Linked DNA regions of Homo sapiens: region 1 is linked to region 2. The links are chromatin loops, found by intact Hi-C in ENCODE. Cell type or tissue: endothelial cell of umbilical vein. All regions are shown on one strand. Links, peaks and the distances in the headings refer to the core of each region. The heading gives the core; the rest is flanking DNA. Region 1 overlaps LINC01339 (long intergenic non-protein coding RNA 1339). Region 2 overlaps MEF2C-AS1 (MEF2C antisense RNA 1).

What was found. Peaks named below come from ENCODE experiments on the same cell type or tissue, not always from the same donor. Only the 100,000 strongest peaks of a DNase experiment are listed, where the experiment ranks them.
Region 1: it touches region 2 in a loop (17-fold over the local background); 2 of 110 quality-filtered maps call a loop at or near these places.

The regions. Positions count from the first base shown.
Region 1 is chr5:90,156,360-90,166,671 of GRCh38, reverse strand. It overlaps LINC01339 (long intergenic non-protein coding RNA 1339), which reads left to right. Exons shown (of 6, transcript NR_120601.1): 5 at 6,083-6,143; 6 at 8,153-8,333. Among named protein-coding and RNA genes, the nearest start is that of LINC01339, 130 kb to the left of the region's middle. In endothelial cell of umbilical vein, for the core only: a CTCF peak has its summit at 5,006 (motif pointing right); a DNase peak (open chromatin) is centred at 5,051.
Region 2 is chr5:88,884,972-88,895,283 of GRCh38, reverse strand. All of the region lies in intron 1 of MEF2C-AS1 (MEF2C antisense RNA 1), which reads right to left. It also overlaps a transcript of MEF2C not described here. Among named protein-coding and RNA genes, the nearest start is that of MEF2C-AS1, 6.8 kb to the right of the region's middle. RefSeq lists enhancers at 4,876-5,410, 5,625-5,824, 5,411-5,947. In endothelial cell of umbilical vein, for the core only: no CTCF peak of the experiment used is centred there; a DNase peak (open chromatin) is centred at 5,693; H3K4me3 peaks cover 1,343 bases; H3K27ac peaks cover 695 bases.

The DNA.
Region 1 (10,312 bases), core at 664-8,663, 1.3 Mb before region 2:
AATTTCATTCTTTGGTTTATACATATACCCTCCATGGTATGACATTTTGATCAAATGAAAGATCTAAGAAATACACAATGAAGCAATTGCAGGATGATGTAAAATGGAATAGGGCTAAACATCAGAATACATGGCAAGCACAGCAATTGCTGTCAGAATTCACAGAAGTGGGTTATTGTTGAGGGTAAATTTGATATGGGAAGTGTTCCAGGAGTCTTTGGGACTTGGGTTAGGCTTTGAAGGTTGGACAGGATTTACATTGACAGACAGAAGAATTTGTGCATCACAGACACTGGGTGCACGTGTGTTTAAATAGTGTGAGCAAAACCTCAGAGATAGAGCCAGCTTGGAATGTTGCTGGGGGGTGTACTTGACGGGGATGGAGGACTTTAGGGAGAGGATGGGGGACAAATTTGGACAGGTAGAATGGGGACCATCCTGGGGCATTTATTTTGAGAGCTTTTGGAAATTTCAAACAAACTTTTCTTCTGTATCTGCAATAACAGCATAACCGACAAAATCTGATGTAGGGTGGTACTCACTGTTCTCAAAACAAGTTTCACCAAAAGAGCATTGCAGGAAAAAAATCTGTTTACTGAGAGAGCAAGGAAACCAAAGTGTATTTGTGAGAGCTATGTCCTCTGAAAGTGAGCAAGGACTTGTGCAAAAATAAAAGTAGCTCTTCTTTGTGAGTGATGTGCATAAAAAATGAGTTACTAAGAAACCTGAGTTAATGCTTGTGGACATTGAATGGCATGGACTTACATGGCTCAGAGCATCTCACAATGCTGAGCAATTGGCAATGTCTGCATCAGAAACTGGCCACACTTACAAGAGGTAGGACTCGACTATTGACTTTTACAAACTATTGATCTTAAATTATCATAGGCTGATTTTATAGATACAAAGAATGTTGGCAAGGGTGCTTCTAGAGTTTCAGATTATCTTAACTATATATAATTAGCTCTGAAAGACTGTGAGTGAGGGTGGGTTATGATTTTTAAGTCCTTTTCTTTTTTAAAAAATCTGGTTGCTTTTCATCTGCTTTGAATTCTCCCACTTGAAAATTTAGGTTCATAAAATTCCAAAAGAGACTGAAAAAGCTAAGTTTCAATTAAAAAAAGAAAACATAAATGTTACTTCCAAACTTTACCTAAGATATTGCTTTTAAGAATGATCTGGCACTAAACTGACTGCAGAAGGTTATTTATTCAAACCCTGCCTTGTTCCAAAGATAGCTATTAAGGCATTGTTCATCACTGGGGAACCTTCTTGGAGGCACACACACACACACACACACACACACACACACACACACACACTTTTTTCTCCAATAGCTCATTATATTTAATGACCCCCAACATGGAGATAATTTATTAGATTATAAAGATTGAAAGCTGGAAAATTTGGGGGGAAAGGCAAACTTTATCTATTTTTTATCTTTCTATGGTGAGAAGTTGGGAAAGAAAGGAAGGCAGAATATTTGTTGCATCTCTGTCTGTGAACAGTGATGATTTGGTAGCAAGGTCAGCTACCTCATTGCCGGCATCCTTAGTCAACAGTGAAGAGGCAATGGCTGGTTCTCACATGAGGATGGCTGTCTCCCTTATGTTGTTGAGAATACCAGAAGAATCATTACTGCACATGCTTAGGTGTGTGTGGCCAAAAGAGCTCTGGCCTTGGATCAGCCAACCTGGGCTGCATTCCCTAGCTGTGTGACCTTGGATGAGTCACATAGATTCTCTGTGCCTCAGTTTCTCTTCTCTTCACTGAGGCTGCTTCTCTCAGAGGCCCCTTCTCTACTGGAATGCCTTATTTTATCCACTAAATCTGTGCTTCTGAAATTCTTTGAAATCTCCTCTTTCATCTTAAAAACTAATAAAATTTTGTACTCATTTGTGTATGTTTGAATATAAAAATAACATTTTAAATTAACAGTGAGTCCGGTGGATGCTCTGGTAACATGTGCCTCCCCTATCCTGTGGCTTCTCTAATCCCCTGGCATAGAACAGCATAACCCTGAAGGCACTTCAGTTTGAGGATCAGGGGATTAAGCATGGTGAGGTAATCGCTGATTTTATCAATCAGAATAGGGTGGGTTAAACTGTGTTAAGAAATAATTCCAAGAGTTCAGTGGCTTAAAATAACAAAGGCTTGTTTCTTCTTCATATTAAATCGCCCCCACTGGTCATTTGGAGAGCTTGGCTTCTTTCACTCAGGACCTTTGCAGAGCAAGTCTCTGTCTCTGTTTTCGTCATGATCTGTGATGAGCAAGGTAGGACAATGGAGACGCAGTGGCTCATTCTCTGGCTCTTAAGTCACTCACATTTCATTGGCTAAAACAAGCCAAGGCTATCCCTAATTGCGATGAAGAATAGGAGAATGCAATTCTATAAAGTTCCAGAAGATGGAGAGCCAGAAAAATTTGGTGAACAGTACTAATAACTACCACATCAGCTGAGGTCAAGAATAGGGTAGAAAGAGGTGCCTTGAACGCAGGGTTGTCTTGGAGGTGTCATCTGAAGATGACCAACTACCCCTGAGTCTCTTCACAAAGGGAACACACACAATGAACTCATGGCTAATTTGTGTTTCCCTTTACTATTCACACACACTTTGTGTCACAGTATCTTTCTCCAAAGACAGTATGGGATTCTGGATTACATTAGAATCACATGCTAGTCCTGCTTCCCTGAGATCACTTCTGGAAACTACCTTGATTGGAGTTCTGGATTTTTTAGAATCTTTTGGCTGCACCTCACAGACAGTTTCCTGCTCGGCTTTCTCTCACACCTGGTGAAGCACAGCTATTGTCTCTAAGTTCCACTGGTTTACAAAGCTGCCTTATCTTCAACTTCTTAGGAGGTGCTTCATTATCAAACAAAGAGGACAGACCCCTTCTTTTGATGCTAATGTTGTTATCAGGAAGGAGACAAGGTAGCTGTACAGGAGAGAGGGCCCTGAAAACACACACAACCGCTTTAGGGGCTCACTGTAGCCAGTCTGCGTAGAATCTTTTCAGTTGCCCTGGGTCTCTAACTCTGCTTTTGTTATAGTCAAGTGCTGTAACAGTTCTGTACTTCTTCCCTCCATCTGCAGCATGTCTGGTGACCATTAGGGAACATTTTCTGCATTTATCTTTTGTAACAGAGTGCCAGGCACTACAGAAAATCTGAGGTAAACTAAATTATTTCTATTTTTTGAGGCTTCTGGAGTATTAAAATAAGTAATACCAAAAGAGCATCATAGAAACTGATGAATTTTAAGTTGTTGGATGAAATGCTTCTTTTAAAAACTCTTGCCAGTACGTCTATGAAAATTGAGGTATAACCTTATTTGGAGATGTCATCAAAAATCTAAATTTGAGGCCTGTTTTAAATATGAGGCTTATGCCAAATGGTCCTCTTGGGTCCCCCTTCCTCACTCTTCCTGTGATAGGTCCTGAAAGTAAGTGTAAGACGTTCTGTTTGCCCTTGAGACACTCAAAATCTATTTGGGGAGTCAGTATTAAAAATATAATACAGAGGCTAATACAGGTAAGTATATAATAAAGTGCTAAGTTGGCAGCAGATACTACAGGTATTTTTAAGAGCTCAGAGAAAGGAGGGATTACTGTGGCTAGTTGAGTCAGGAGTAGTTTTGTGGAAGAGATGGGGAAATTGATACAGGACAAAAGGATTTTAGGAACAATACCACCAACAAAAGATGTTGACTTCCTTCTATCAATTTACATTCAAATAAAACTGGCTCTACTTTATGAGTTTCCACTTGTTGGTCCAGTCTCCATTCTCAGCCTGGATCAGAACTTTTCTGAATCCTATATAATTTAAGCCCTGTGTTGCTAATCTTTTGAATTAAGTTAATATGTGAACCACTAGCCACCAGGGATGCAGATTTGAGAGCAAACAATGGACTCTGCTCCCTCTTTCCTTTGAGGCCAGGAGGGAGCTAATAGCTTTCCTTGCTGGGCATGCAGAACCAGGAGGGGGATGAGCAGCATGGATGCTGAGTTGATGCAGGCAAGCCTTCTGGAAGGGCTTCTGAAGCTGCCCTGTCTTTGAAGTGAGTGAGAATACCTCACGTGGAGCTATCCCGAGGATTGACAGGACCAGACCCACAAAATTTTCTAGCTGTAGTGGGGCCGTGAGCATCCCCTACAGCTTCCCCTTTGGACAGCAGAAGCCTTGAGAGCACACCCCATGGAGCCACCAAGTCTGCAAGAGCAGCGGGGAGCAGTTACCACCAATTGAATTCTACTCCCTGCTGTGGTGCTGAGTGGAGGGGGCTTCTCATCAGATGGAACTTTCATTCCTTCTAAGAGGATATATATATATGTATAGTTTTTCCTCTTAAAACCAAAGTTGGAATATTTATTTGAAAATGAATTCCTAGACTCTGGTTTTAGTTAAAAATTTCCATAGGGAACAATAGAACTATAGTACATTTCTAATTTAAAACTTTGCATTGTTGATGAAGTTTTGAAAATAGCAGAAGTAGGCAACCCAAACATCTGTTACTTTAATTTTTTTTCCTCCCTCAACTTGTAGCAAACTTGTGGCACTAGTCTTGGAATGTGGGCACTGTCTCTGATCAGTATTTTAGGGAGTTTTGGAATGCACAAGAAAATATAGATAAGATTCTTTGCTTAAAATTTATAATGCATTGCAGATTGCACTGTGGGTTTCTGAAACAACGAAAAGTCATGGTGGGTTTTAAAGCAGTTTAGAGGAATAGCTCAGATCTTTGATGCAGGGCACTTAAATTAATGCTAGTCACAACATAAAGCTCAAGTTCAAAATTTATGTCTCCCTCTGATTACCACACATCAACCTACTTGAAATGGAGATGAAATTGCATTTCTCTGGGGGAAACATGGTGCTATTTTGATGATCAAATGTATTGGGAACAGAGGTTCTTGTTAGCCACGTTGTGTGTGGTGTGGGGAAGTTTCAGGCAACTTGGCGCTGGACCAGTGGGTGGAGGTGGAGCAGGGTGGCCATTACAATTAGAGCCTCTGGTGAGGAAGAGGGGGCGCCAAACTCTTAGTTTTCATTGAGCTGGGTTACAGAATGCACTAGCTGCCTGGGCCATGGCTTCTGTGTCACTGGGAACAGGCAGCTCACTGTGTAGGTCCAGGAAATCTGCAGCGTCACAGCTTATCCTTCTAGAGGAAGCATTGGTCAAGGATTTACATTCTGGAATAAAGCCCTGTATTTCACCATTATTATTATTGTTATTACTATTTTCTGGCAAAAACTTCTTAAAATGAATGTGAAATTGAGATGATCATTATGTAACCAAAGTGCTATCGCAATATAACCTGCCAAGAAGTTATCATTCTGCTCAAAATATTAAAGGTCATTTTCATCCCCTTTTAAAATGTCCTTCTGACCCTGCCACCCTGCGTTGGGCAGGCTGCAGCCTGGCAGGTATAGGGCTGGGAGGCCACACCGAGATGGTAGTGTTCTTTGATCACCTGCCATGAGGTACTGGGCAGATCTAGTTGGGAATGAAAGATGACCAGGTAAGCTGGCTTGGTCTGGCACTATTTCTAAAGGAGAAGCTATAGAGGTATTGGTGTTTGCAGTTAGATGGCTCCTGCCAAGATGCTTTCTGTGCTGACTAGGTTCACTTCTTTTCAGGGCTCTGTCTCTTGGGCAGACCTTTAGGTCTTAAGCAGACAAGTCTGCTTGGCTCCTTCAGCTTCACAATGGGCCCTGTTTTTTCACAGTGAGACATTTTCTCTTGATAAAGTGAGTGTTGATCTTCCTGGGAAGAGCAATGGAGGGAATGTAGGTTCTAATAGGTTCTGGACATTCTTCCCACTTCAAAAAAATGAACTTCTTTTTCTCAATTCCTAGGGCCTGGAGTTTTTTCCTATGTACTTCTCTTATGAAATAATAAGCTTCCAATAGGTGTGCATTATATTTCTAAGGCAGAATTAAAAACCAGATATCTATTAGTTTGGAAATCCAGGGTCTGGCTGTTATAATGACTAACCTGTTTTTATCTCTGCAGAAATTACTGTTTAATATTATATCATGTTGAATTTTTCCCAATGGTAATCTTATGATGGCTGCAGCTACCTGTTAACTTCAACAAGCACACTGGCCTGGAGACTACATGATGGTGTATCAGTAATGGTAAGAGCATCCTTTTCCCTAGTATTACTAGGTAAGTTGCTACCTACCTGAGAAGCATCTTATATATGGATTACTAATTTAGTTCCTTATTTCTGGCTATAAAAGGCAATTGAAATATAGGCTTGCCAGAGATTAAGGAGAAAAGTTAATGGCCAGCCTCTACTTTTTCTTACTTTAGAAGTGAAAACAGTGGTTATTACTATTATTAATTACAACCAAAACAACCACAAATTTAAGCAGCCTTCCAGACAACTTAAGGAGTATTTTTAAATAATCAATTTTACTTTAAAATGTTTAATTAAAAAGTTTAGAGAAGAATTTCCAATTTTGGTCATTGCTCTTAAACAGTGATGTGACACAGTTTATCTTTTCTGCCTTTCCCTCCATGTCCTCTCCTAAGAGCAGGTGCCTCTCCATCATTGCCCATCAAAGACATTTCTGATGCTCCAGAAGGATACCCTTGAGGTCATCCTGTTCTCACCTCCAATATTCATTATGATCTCTAACATCACTATATACAACATTTTTGTATATATAGAATAATTTCTGGTGCCTTCATGTGGTTGGGGGTTTCTTTACATGAATATTTGCTCTTTATCCTTAGGCCTTCCTCTTGGCTTTGCTTTTGCAGATATATTCACACATATGATTATACTCATGTAAAATACACATGCCTATATGCATACAATTGTGTACAAATTAATGTACATGACTCTCAGTAAAATTTTGTTGAATCAATTAATAAACGTACACACACATGTGCTTGTGTGTAAAGGGTGGTTTGTTTTGCTTGTACTCTATAGATGAAGGCACTGAGAATAGTTTTCTTTTGTCCCTGAAGTTTTTATTGTATAGCTTCAAAGATTTTCCTTGCTGGATAATTTCTTTTAAGAAATTTTGATGAAAATGTGCACAGCAATTTTGACTTACTTGTAGGTGGAAAGAAGAATAATTTTTACACTTTGAAGCAATTTTGGATTTTTTCACACGTGGATAATTCTCTGAGCTTTCAAAGCAAACATTTCAAAATTTCCTTTTCTTCAGATTGAACTGGTTGAAAGTAATATTATAATGTTTGTGCCTTGCTTTTTATAATTACTTATATATGTACACTTATATTTATGTAATTAATGTTACTATACATTTCTAATTGCTAATTAGTTGCTTACTTTTTCAGTGCATTTTAAAATGCTCTGAAATCTATTCATCTATATATCTATCCTAGGGACAAAGGTAATATTCTTTTCATTTTTGAATCTCTGGGAAATTTATTTATTTGCTTTTAGCAGTGGAAAGAATTTTATTTTTTGTCTAAGTAGGCATTTATTTTGAGGTAAATATAAAACATAAAATTTTCCCCAAAGTCTATTTTCATATTACCTTTTAACTATGTGCTAGTAATGGGTACAGGGTTACTGTCACCCTCACCCCATCCATTTTACCCTAGAATGGTTGGCATTATGTGGAATTGGTCCTCTATGCAGGTGAAAGCCTGCCCATGAAGTTTACAATAGCTATGAAGCCCTATGGAGGGAATTAAAAATTCTCTCCCTTTGAAAGTGGAACATCCTCCACCAACTGGTAAAAATAAGCCTTTTTTTTTGTATTGGAAGAACTTCAGGGATTCTGAAAACTAGGAGGAAAACATACCACACAGTCTGCGAATACTGTGTTTAGGAAGGTTTGACAACAGAGGGAAAAAAGCCTGTTTCAGGACTCTCAGGCTGGGAGGTAGCTGTTTTAGTGGGGCTATTGAAATCTGAAATGACCTCTTTTTATATCTTGAAGAACTAAATCTACTGCAAAAAGGTAAGATTTTCAAGTTGTAATAATAAAGACTAAATTTTAACTTATGAGGTCTTTCAGTATACTAACTCAACTCTAATTCGATATTATTAGTAAACTGGATAATAGTTTAGAGTATACTGAATAAAAAAATGTAGTAAACAGGCAAAATATTGTTATGACATGAATCTCATGTATTGTATTCCCCTTCCTTCTCTGTATAGGATTTACAACTGCAAACATCTCAAGCAGCAGTGCCACATCCCTGCTACCTCCCTGCTTGTGCGTGTGTCCCTACATTATCCAAAATAGGGGTGGGCTAATGACGATTGCAGGCTAACTCCAGCCTACCACTTGCTTCTATAAATAAAGTCTTATTGTACACAAACATAGCCATTTATTTAAGCACTGTTTGTGGCTGCTTTTCTGTTAAACATCAGGGTCGAGTAGATGAGACAGAGAGCATGTGGTTTGCAAAGCTAAAAATATCCTTGCCCTTGTAGAAAAAGTTTGCCAACCCCTGACCTCAGATATTAATTTTCTTCAATTGATATGAATTTGCTTCACTGATGGTATCATAGAAAACTGTGATGTGTATTCCTTCTCCTGTGACTTATCTCTTTCTTTTGATAGGAAAACTAAAAGCAAAACAAGGAGACCTAAAAAATGGGGCTGGGGGAACTCCCAAAACAAAAACAACTAAAAATCCTTAAAAAATTTAAGAAGTGCTGATCAGAATCATGAAATAGGCCCATTAAAATATACTGATATTATTGAAAAATGATATTTTTGCCCAACAACATAATAAGAAAAGAATACTTAGAACACTTACATTCTCTTTCTAACTTTGCCATTCTTCAACTCAGAGATCAGCAAACCTTTCTGGTAGAGGACAAGATAGTAAATATTTTAGGCTTTGTAGGCTATATTTATTTTGTTTTATATACGACAAGTGGTGGGCCACATTTGGTGAGCAGGCCCATAATTTAACTACCTCTTCTCTAACTCAGTGGTCTTGATAGACCACAGCTTATACAGGCTGCATTTTCAGAACACTGAAATCAACATGCCTTTCGAGTTTTAATGATTTTCTATCTTGTGTGAATCAAAACCAATGTTGATAAAATCCACTACATTTTCCATGGATTGTTTTCTTACCATGTGGAAAACAGAGTCAGAACAATACAGGGGAGACAGCATTTCCTGCTGTATAAGTTTCTATTGCTGGGTAATAAATGACTTCCAAATGTAGAAGTGTAAAAACAACAAATATTTAATTTTACTCTAGTTTTGTGGGTCAGAAATTCAGGAAGAGGCTGGTTGGCCATCTTCACTTTGTGTTTCTCATTTGGTTGTAGTTAGGTGTCAGCTAGGGCTGTGGCCATTTGAAGCCTGGCATAGGCTGGTGGCCGGCAGTTGATGCTGGCTGTCAAATGGGAGCTTAGCTGGGACAGTTGGTTGGAGTGCCTATACATGGCCTCTTCATCAGGGAGGTCTTAGGGTAGGCAGACTCTTCAGATGGTGCCTGGCTTACCCCCGTGTGAACATTCTTAGAGAATAAGGTGGAAGTTGCATAACCTATTCTGATCTAGCCCAGGAAGCCTGTGCTCTGTAAGTCAAGAAGTCACAAGTTTGCCCACATTCAAGGGGAGGAGAGATAGACCCTACCTCCCAATGGAAGGGCTGTGAAATCATCTGGGGCCATATTTTAAAATTACCACACCCAGCTTTGGTGATTTTAAGTTTATAACTCAAACATGGATTTAAGAGAATTTTAAAATTCAATATTATATAATTGTACCAGCTATTGTATAATTAACCAAGATTATTAAGGGCAAGACATCATAACTAAGATCATCTCAGATATCCAATTAAACTGATAAAAAGAACAAAATAGGCTGATTTTCCAAGAAAGTAAAATAGTTGTAAGATTTCAAAAAGATCTGTTACCAAGTTTTTGTCTTAATGGGGTCACATATTTATCCCTTCTGACAGAATAACATTCATTCAGGTATAAATCAGATCTGAGTTAGTGAAAAACTTGGTTATGGAGTATATTAAGAAAAATGAATTTGTTATTTTTAAGTAACTAAAGTAGGCCATGAAAGGCATTACTAAGCAGAAGAAACCATCCATTTTTATATTCTTGCTGAGAATTTACTATATGCCGGGCACTATTCTCCATGCAGAGGGTATAGCAGTGAATAAAAGAGACAATAATCCTTCTTCTCAGAGAGACTAATTGGTTTTCCCCTCTCAGGGAAACAGATATTAAACAAAAGCCACTTCTAAGTCACACCCTGAGAAGTATTGTGAAGAAGAATAAAACAGGGCGAGGAGGATACAGAGTGGCTGAGACATTAAGGATGGAATGTTATTTTAAA
Region 2 (10,312 bases), core at 858-8,857:
ATACATATTAACTGAATAAACATACGACCATAAATGTTTATATTTACTTTATATATCAAATACTTTACATAAAATAACTGTTTGGAAGCATGAAACTGACAGAAAAGAAAACATCTTTTAAAATATCATTACATAACTACAACATTGAGATGTTTTCCAGGAATATGGGGTATTTCTTGAAAGTGAAATGGTATATAATAGCTAACATTTATTGAGAATTTTCTATATGCGAGGCACTAAGTGGCCACAGAAGTACAATTTCATGTGCTTCTCTCGGCAAAATCATTATCATGGGTAGTTCCTGCCACCTTCCCCATTTTACAAAAAGGGCATTTAGAAAATTAAGGTCAAAACAATTATTTAGTGTCTAAACGTGGATTCTGCTCCAGAGTTTCCTAGTTACCCTCCGCTGCCCATTTTATACTCTTTGAAAAGAACATTTCCCATGCTGTTTATACATGATCTATAACTATTAATTTAGTGAAAATGACTTTTTTAAAAAAATACCAGACCTTTTACGAGTGTTACTTGTCAAAACTGTCTCCTTAAAGGTTATAAAATCATATCAAAAATACTTTGAAATTCCTCTTTTATATCTTCAATTAGTGTCAATTTATGAGACAAATATCAAATAATCTAATGCTTTATACTCAAATCTTAGTTTTCATCCTGTTTACTACATTTGGCTTGGATTTACTTTTGGAAAAAATTCATCCTTAATGATAAGGATTTGCCAACAATCAGGCCAGTTTTAAGACTGTGTAGCAAATCCCTGAGGAGATTTCTAAATAGACTTGAGCAAAGACAACATTACTGAAATAAATGAATAGTCTTCTAAAGTGTCTACCTTAAAGAGGATGACATGCCTTTAGATATGTATTTCTGAAATATTTTCTGGTGGGACAAAAATATCTATTATATTATCACTATAAGTGAACAAACGTTATGAATACAAGGAAGCAGTATAGCATCATAGCTAAGGGTAGAGTATTGGAAACAAACACATTGGTTTTATGTCGTTTGGCACTTAGGAACTATGTGGCCCTGGGCAGGTCATGTCAGCACTCACAGCTTTAGTGTGTAAAATCTTAAAATGGGGACAATAATAGTACATGTCTAAAAGGTTGTTCTTTGAATAAAAGGAAACAAAAGTTTATAAAGCAATTAATACAGAGCCTGACAAATAGTATGTGGCCATTAAATGTTAGGTACTTCAAATATTCATTTCAACCCACATTCTAATAAGATAGTATTATTTTTGCATATATACTCCAGATATCATTGTATTATGACTAAGAACATTACTGATTTAAAAGATTTAACTACACATTTAGTATAAATGAATAAATAAGTAATAGTCCGTAGGAAATCTGGCCTTTTGTTTGAGTCTTTGACTCAATCAGTACTTTGGTGAAACAAACTGGTTTTAATCACTCACTTAAATTTAAAAGTTTTATTGAGTTTTACTTTTAATTCTCACCATATTACAAAATAATTTAGAAACTCCTCCCAGTGAAAATTCTGTTTCTTCCTAAGAAATTAGAATATTGATATAATTATGTGCCTCCTTGTTCCACAATTTCTATAAAATTACGTATTGAAAGCATATAGATCTATGCATGATCTTACCTTCTTGAAAACATAACATTTTCTATTATATTGCTTGGTTTAAAATTTAGGATTATAAATAAAATATTTTATAAATAATTTTGTAAGATCCAGATAAGTAGAACATAGTCATTTAAAAAATTACCTAGAAATGGCTTGGTACAGTAGCTCAAGCCTGTAATCCCAGCACTTTGGGAGGCCAAAGTGGGCGGATTACCTCAGGTCAGGAGTTCAAGACCAACCTGGCCAACATGTTGAAACCCCATCTCTATGGGAGGCAGAGGTTGCAGTGAGCCAAGATCACACCACTGCACTCCAGCCTGGGCAACAGAGCAAGACTCCATAAAAAAAAAAAAGAAAAGAAAGAAAAAGAAAAATACCTAGAAAGATAGAATAATGTACATTTTGCCATGCGGTAGCTCTTTTCCTTCTTTTCTAAACTCTTCTGTCTTAACTTGGGGTCTTCACTTAATAACTAGTGTTAGCGTGAATATCAGATATAAAATTTTTATTGACATTCTCTAAGTCTGTTTTTTTCTGTAATACATACTTAATCATAAAATCAGTATAAATCATAAACATCTCAGGTGGGACTTTATTAGAACCAAAAATGCAAAATGACTATGCTTCTGTTTTTCAAGAAATGGTACAGTCCCCTAACACAGCTGTAGTGTTGATCATATGTCTAACAGAACTACTTCTAGGTCCTCTTGAACAGAACGCTCCATTAGGCATTCTGTGGGCTACCCCTTCCCAGCAGGCTTTTGCCCAACCCAGTTGCCATAGACGGCCATCAGACACTTGGAATGACATCAGGAGACAATCTGAGCGGACTCTGACCTAAAGAATTCAAGCTAGGGGGAGACTGAAGATATCAATGTCATCTTGGCTGACAATAGCATTCCAAAGGTCAACCAGGGTGAAAAGAGGATAGACTCTGAGTTTTCAGTGCCTTTTCAGCAACCAAGTGGCTAACAAGTATAATAAAGCATCCCCCCAAAAAAGAAAAAATATCCTAGAGGCATGATGTCAGTGAAAGGGAAATAAGGCAACCTGTACACTTAAGTCATGGTATTTTAAAACATTTTACCTCTTCCAAGGTAAATCTCATCCTGAACCAATTCCCACCTCTCGGATGACCTACTTCTTTCTGCTGTGATAACCCCAGTATAGGTGAATAAAGAACTTAATGGTATAGAAGTGGAAATTCTTTGCATTAGATTAAGAATGGCTAATTTTTACCGCAGTTTGTCACTTTTCCAGCCCTGTGCTTTATGCTGAATAGCTCATTTAATCCTTAAACAAAGTTTTGAGGATAGCACATTTTGTTCCACATTTTACAAATGAGGAAACTGAGGCAAAGGGAGATTTAAACCATATGCATAATCAAACAGTTACCATGTGATACAGCCAATTGGCTGTTGGCCACACAGCTTCTTCCAAGTCAGACCAGCCTTCTCGGTTGTCAGCCATGGAGAAGGTGAGGCCTTCTTCCATGTCTACAAGCACCTGAAGAAGTGAAACATTTTCTCTAAGGATACTGGATTTTAGGGAGAATGGGAAGAATGCTGAACCACACGCAAATGGTAAATTAAGAAGAGCAATAAAGACAATAATTCAAATAAAAATGTAAATCTACACTTTTAAAATAATTTATTGTTATTAATTTAAAATTATTTAATATTCATAAGTACTCTTATTTGGACACTTCGGGGATCCTTAACTAAGTGTTAAGTTAAAAGGTAACTACTATAAAAGAGCAGAATTAATACCAACAGTTCACTCCTAATTAACAATAAGATATATAGAATACAAACATGGCATTAAAAACAAAACAAACCCAAAAGACAGAACAAAACAAAACAATAAAACTAATAAGAAAGCTTATGCTTTGTCTAAATCTTTATGATGTATTCTGTTGCCTTATATGTTTCAGATAGTGTAATTTGTAATAATGTTTTGTTTGGGCCGGGTGCAGTGGTTCACGCCTGTAATCCCAGTACTTTGGGTGGCCGAGACAGGCAGATCACGAGGTCAGGAGATCGAGACCATCCTGGCTAACATGGTGAAACCCCGTCTCTACTAAAAATACAAAAAAAGAAAATATTAGCTGGGCGTGGTGGTGGACGCCTGTAGTCCCAGCTACTCGGGAGGCTGAGGCAGGAGAATGGCATGAACCCAGGAGGTGGAGCTTTCAGTGAGCCGAGCCAAGATCGCACCACTGCACTCAAGCCTGGGCGACAGAGCGAGACTGCGTCTCAAAAAAAAAAAAAAAAAAAAAAGGTTGGTTGGTTATTAACATTTCTGAGCCAATTCCATCCTAGTTATATCATAATCAATGTCTCCGATATCTTTATCAAATTTGAGAAAGATTATGCTTTGCTAAAAATTTTCACTTTAGGTGACACCTTTCCTCCCTGACCTTAAGAATGCTTTTTAGCTCTTTAAGAGGATAATCCCATTTCCTCAGAATTTTTAAAGTAGAATGAAGCACAGTGTTATCCCAATTAGCCTCTTAGAAAAGGCATTATATGAATCTATGACACTACCAATAATACATTTTTAGTTTGGGAGATAGTATTATTCCCCATGCTCCTCATTCTTTGTTAAATGGAATTTCTTCCTGGAGGAATACTTAGCAGTATTTTTTCTTGTAAAAGGGTACTCTTGCCTAAAATTTTCAGTCAAGTTGACTTTCTGTAAGATGAATTTGCCTAGAAAGATGTCCTTGTCTGGCACAAAGTATACTGGACCCTGTTAGGGGACCTTATCTTCTTTCCAAATTTATGACATAACTTTGGGGGCATCACTTAACTTCTCTGGGCCTGATTTCTCTTGCCTATAAAAAAATTAGGTGTCTGGGTGAAGTGTTCCCCAAGGTCTCTTTCAGCAGGAAGATACTGAAAGTCTGACTTTAAAGCTTCTCACACTAGTGCCAAGTAACAGAAACTCCAAGAGTGTCCTAAAATGTGGCTGGTATCAGTCATAAAGTAATTTCTTTCTTTCTTTCTTTTTTTAACCAGCATTCATTTTGAACTCTATAGCAGTATTCTCCAGCAGAACTTTATGCAGTGATGGAAACGTTTGACATGTCGCTGTCCAGTAAGGGAGCCACTAGCCACATGTGGCTATTGAGCACTTGAAATATGGCCAGTGGAACTGAGGGACAGAATTTATTTTTATTTTATCTTATTTTAATTAATTTAAATAGCTACCATCTTGGTAGCCGCTAAATGTTTCAAGAACATGATAACATAAACGTTTTTACACCTTCGATGTAATTGAGTATTCCACAATGCCAGACAGGTCAAAGAACAGCACAGATATCTGCATTTAGTGACAGCATTTTTGTAAGACATCCCAGAACCGTTCCCCTGTGTTAACAAATAAAGGGGGTACAAGGGGAAAGGAAGTTTTCTGTTTTGTCTTTAAAGTGTGTGTTTTATCCTGAATACCCTACTTCTTGCTTTACTTTGTGGCTTTTTCCTAGCCAAAACTCGCACACGCGTTAGCTTAATAGAGCTATGAGTTGGCTTTTGTTTTTTGAAATATAATTCCTTAGATGCTGAGAGCTCAGACTATAAAATCCAGTTTGGGGCCCGTGTTCTTTCCTATTGGTCTGTCAGGTGAAAAACTCCGGCTGGCCAGAGTGGGACAGGGGCGGCGGCTAGACCTGCAGAGCCCCTCTTGCTCTCCCAGGTTTGCAAAATGGTTGGAGCGCTTCGGGCAGCCTGCGTCACCAGACGTGGACCGTGTGCCAGCGCTTTGTGCACTGTTAAAGGGTGGGTTCATTTTACTTGGCCCCTGGTATTTTCGTGGGTCGCTCTGAGCCCATCCCGAGCTCTTTTGGATCGCATTTCTCCAGCCCAGGATCCCAAAACCAGACCAGCAGGACAACTACCCCGGCACTGCCACCGCCCGTTTCCACAGTCCACCCACAGCCGTTGCGCCCTCCTCCATTCCCCAGAGCCCATCACGCACCCTCTTTACCAACAAACCACCGGACGCTTTTCCCCCAGCCGTGACTTCCACAACCCCCAACTAAATACAAGTCGGCACACCCCCTTCCTTCCCCGCGCCAAACCAGCGTGGCCGCCCACTCGTCGCACCCAGGTCCAGCAGGTCCAGCAGGTCCCCAGGAGGGCCCAGAGCCTGCCTCCTGCTCGCCCGTGGCGCACGCACGTGGCGCACTCACCCCCTACCAGCAGCCTCCGAGCTCTAGAAACACTCCAAGGAAGGAACCCCCGCCCCTTCAGCTCCGTCGGCCGGGAGAAAAGGGGGGGGGGAAGGGGGGGGAAGCAGAGACGGGCAGAGAGAAGAGTATATAGGTGATGAGAGCAGTGTTGGAGGGGAGGATCGGCAATAATTGGATGGCGTTGCAGCTGTTGCGCCTCTGCTGAACGCCCAGCCAGAGCGGATTCACTTTTCACACAAATCAACCGGAGGGATTGTTGCTGCCTGCAATCAATAACTCAGCGGAGTGAGTTGCTCAAACTAGAGGCGTCCCTCGTCTGGGTCTTTGAGGGCCGTCCGGATTGAGTCCCAGCGCTCTGCTTTCCAAACAAAGAAGTGGGCACCAAAACGCAGGACGAGATTTTTAATCCCCACTTCCACCACAACCCCGGGTAAAGATTTTTTAAAATGAAAAAGCACACACATAGTAAGGTATCTAGAAGAAACAGTTAAAAGGGGAAGTGTGAAAATCCATTCCTTGAATTGAAGGTTTCTGTGATATTTCAAGAAATGGGATAGAATCAATGTTCTGATGAACAACATTTAACAATTTTGTAAGTAAAGGTAAAGTCGCATTAAATTTATTCATGCATGTGGTTATTTTTGAATCAGCCACACACTTGCAAGCAAATTACTGATCAAGCCTTATTTGGACATACTGATTACAGGAAAAGAAAGAAATGTATCATAATTTGTAGTGTCGTTTAAAAAAAAAAAAAAAACCTTACCATACCTTTCAGATGTTATTTCATGAAGATTGCATTTCTATAAGGTGAATAGGCCCTGGGAGATGTGTATTATGATTCTCACTTAATAGACTGTAAAATGAAGCACAACTGGAAGAAAGAGAACTCACCAAATCACTTGGTAGTGACTACAAGACCAAGTTTGGACTCACTCACTGTGGGCCTAAGCCTAAAAACCTAAACTCAACTAACACCCATAAAGTAAAACTGGCCAAAATTTTTCATTTCTCTTTGACTCTGAAGCAACTTAAAAATAAACCTCAGAGATGTCAACCCAAATATAGAGGCTTTATAAATGATTCTTCACTATGCAAAGTCCTCCTGCTATTACAAATGGGAAAAGAGATATTGACCATCCTGGTCTGATGTGTCTCAAGGCTGGTTCTCTTTCTGGGACTAGCCTCAGTCTGAAGCCAAGGAAAGGTTCATTTGTGTGCACAAAGTCATGGAAAGCCAGACTAAAACAGAAATCAGAACACAGGAGCATTTGTCTGTGCTCAGTATAGTTAAACACTGCTTGGAAAAATAAGGTATTATTGGTAATAGAATTTATAAACCGTACTGAATACACATCACTAATCCCAAAGTATTTTAAATTGGCCTTTAGGCAATGCATAAAATAAGCCCTTTCAGTAACCTCAACTGCATTGCAAACATTTCCCGATTTGACAAATTGTGTTAGCTTCGGATATAATGGATTTGACATTCTTCTGTAATTCTCTATCAGATATAAAACTGAAGGTACAGAAATACAGATAAACATAGAATCCTTAGATATGTGTAAACCTTGTCTTGAAATAACAAATCCTTTGTATATTGCAAATTCTCAATCACAGACATTCCACATGCTGTATATTCTTCTTGGGTTAATGCTGCACCTAGTGAATTTTTGAAATTTAGATATTTGGCACTATTTATGTTAAAGATTATTATCACAATGCATGACAATTTCAGTTGTCTTATATTCAAAACACTTTGGTTTAAAATCAGAATATTGTTACTTCAGATTAGAAGTTTTAGAAATAAATCTATTTGAAAGTATTTTCATATCAGCATTAACAAAATACTATATACTGTTTTGCACTTCCACATTTGAAGGTGCCAAAGAAGAGTTGCAAACTGTGAAGTAACTTCTATGAAGAGATGAAGTAAAGAACGGAAGGCAAATGATTGTGGCAGTAAAGAAGTGTATGTGGTGAGTGCTCACATTTGTTTTTATCATTTACCACAGAGTTACCATAAAGGTAAAACTGCCAAACTCCTTGGCCTTAGGTATTTACAGAATAGACGTGTATAACAATAATAAAGAGTTAAATGACCACCATACACTTTATATTATAAGCAATGACATATCATTTTGCTTAAAGATCATGTCATCTTTCAGGGCCTACTTTTGCAAGTACTGTATCTTATAAAATTAATCTATTTCATGGGAAGTCCTGTGTATCATCAATACTATAATTAGACAAAGATTAAAATATGTAATGCTATTGGAATTTGTGTTTCACTGCTTTTTAGATTTTTCTAAACCACCATGTTCACTTATCATGTTTGTGTTAAAAGTATTCTGGCTGAGGAACAAATACTATACAGTTGAATAATCTTAAGGGGTACATTAATCTATAGCCTTTCTTCATCTCAGGGTGGGTTGCTGTGGCAACCGCCCCAGTTCACTTTAAAATAATTTTTAAAGCTCACTTCAAGAGCTACACCCAGCGTGGGCCAGGCTTAAAAGCAGGCAGACCCAGTGCACAGGGCTTTAGTGGACCGCTGCTTTAATGTAGGGAAGTAGTGAAGAGAGGAGGTTGGAGTAAGATGGTATGCAGCTCTGAACAGAAATTGCAATATTAGCTTTCCCTGGAGTTAAAATCCCGAGGAGCATGCTCTCTGTAACTTCTATGACACTTTAATTAAATATATTGCTAAACATAATTCTTTTGAGGGAAAAACAAGTGACTCTATATTTACATTAACAATAAAGCATTTACAACTTAATGTAGGAGAAATATTTGGTGATTAGAAAAAAATAAAAGCTGGTACAGTAGTACATCAATCCCAGACATAATTTTCTTTTAAAGGAATTGTCACCTATTATTTAACTGGATAGACCCTACCTTCCAATTGGTTTAAAGGGTAGAAACATTTTCTGTTTTCCAATGATAGAACTGGAATAGGTTACAGAACTCATTTAACACATAAGCGAACTGAAGCCTAGAAAGGACAAATCCCTTAGTAAGGCACAAATTTTGAACTAGATAGAGAATCCAGGTCTCCTGACACCTAGTACAAGCTCCTCCCTACATGAGAAAATAGTCTGATCCTAACCAAGTATCATTAGATGGCAAGGATCAGGATGATTTTAAAGAAAAAACAAAAACAGAAACAGAAACCAAAAGTCCAGAAGTATTTAAAGAATACAAAGCACACTCTGGATTAACTACTTTGTGGATTACTCATGAATAATTTTAAATCTCAGGTGATTTTCTAATGTATATTTCTTCATATCTCTTCTGCTTCAACTGTAAAGGCTCATGGGAAGAAAACTAATGGTAATATTAACTTAGGTCACACATAATTAAGAAGCTAAATCTGCTGAGGGGAAAATCCTGTATTTTAAAAGGCCAACTGTGATACATTCCAGATCCAAATTATTTTCAAATTATCCAGTGTGGGGTTATACTTATTTTTGAATGCTTGCAGTATCATTAATAATTATGGGTTTGTTATAATGGGTATTATTAAATAATTATTTAAAATATGAAAAGGTAAAATAAAATAATTTCTTTTTGAAAGAACATCTAAAACTGAAGTGTACTGTGGTAAACAGAAATACCCTCTATAATTCATTAAAAACAGCAGGGCTGAAATTCATGTATTGGCTATGTGTTTGCTCATGTCAAATAGACTGTTGTAACTCACTGCATTAATTTTAGGTATTATGGCAATAAACTTAGATGGTCCTTCAAATGCTTTGCTTTTTCAGGACCTTCGTGAATCTTGAAGAAAATTAATTTTATTTTTACCACCATATATAGACATATCTTAGTATTCGAAATATCTTTGCCCTTTAAATTTTTGGATTTTCAGAGAAGTTGTACTTTGAATGGAAACCTGATACAGATGTTCTCTGCCATATTATTAAAATGAATTCATGGTAATGGCAAACTCAACATTTGAAAAACCGGCAAACAAAATACATTGTAAATACTAATCTGCAAGAAATACTACTATTTCAGATGGTTTTTGCTTTGTGACAGTTTGTGATGCATTCCTATAATAAAAGGGAGGGAATGGTCTTAGTTTTGCTGATAGTCACAATGATGAGCTGGAACTTGAAGATTGTTCAGATCTAGTTGTACTTGCCTATAAAATAAACCTTCCCCTTTCAAGTGAAGCCTTGGGACAGTTGCCTAAATGTTGAGGCCACTCTTCTGAGAGAAGCTACTCACATCAAATACCTCCTACATTGAAGCAGGAGGCTTTTTGAACCATACTGTCCTCATATATTAAAATAGTCATCTGGAGGCATATTGCTGAACTTAACAGGAAATACAACTAGTCATTGGGTTAAACGTAGTGCTAAAAGGAATTTTCTAAAGTGAGGAAATCTTTAGTTAGCTAGATATTTCAATATACTATTGTCTAATCTCATATATTCCATGTTCTATTAATTTTCCCTTCTTGCTTTCACAATATTTTTTAAAAAATAGTTTGGTTTAAACATT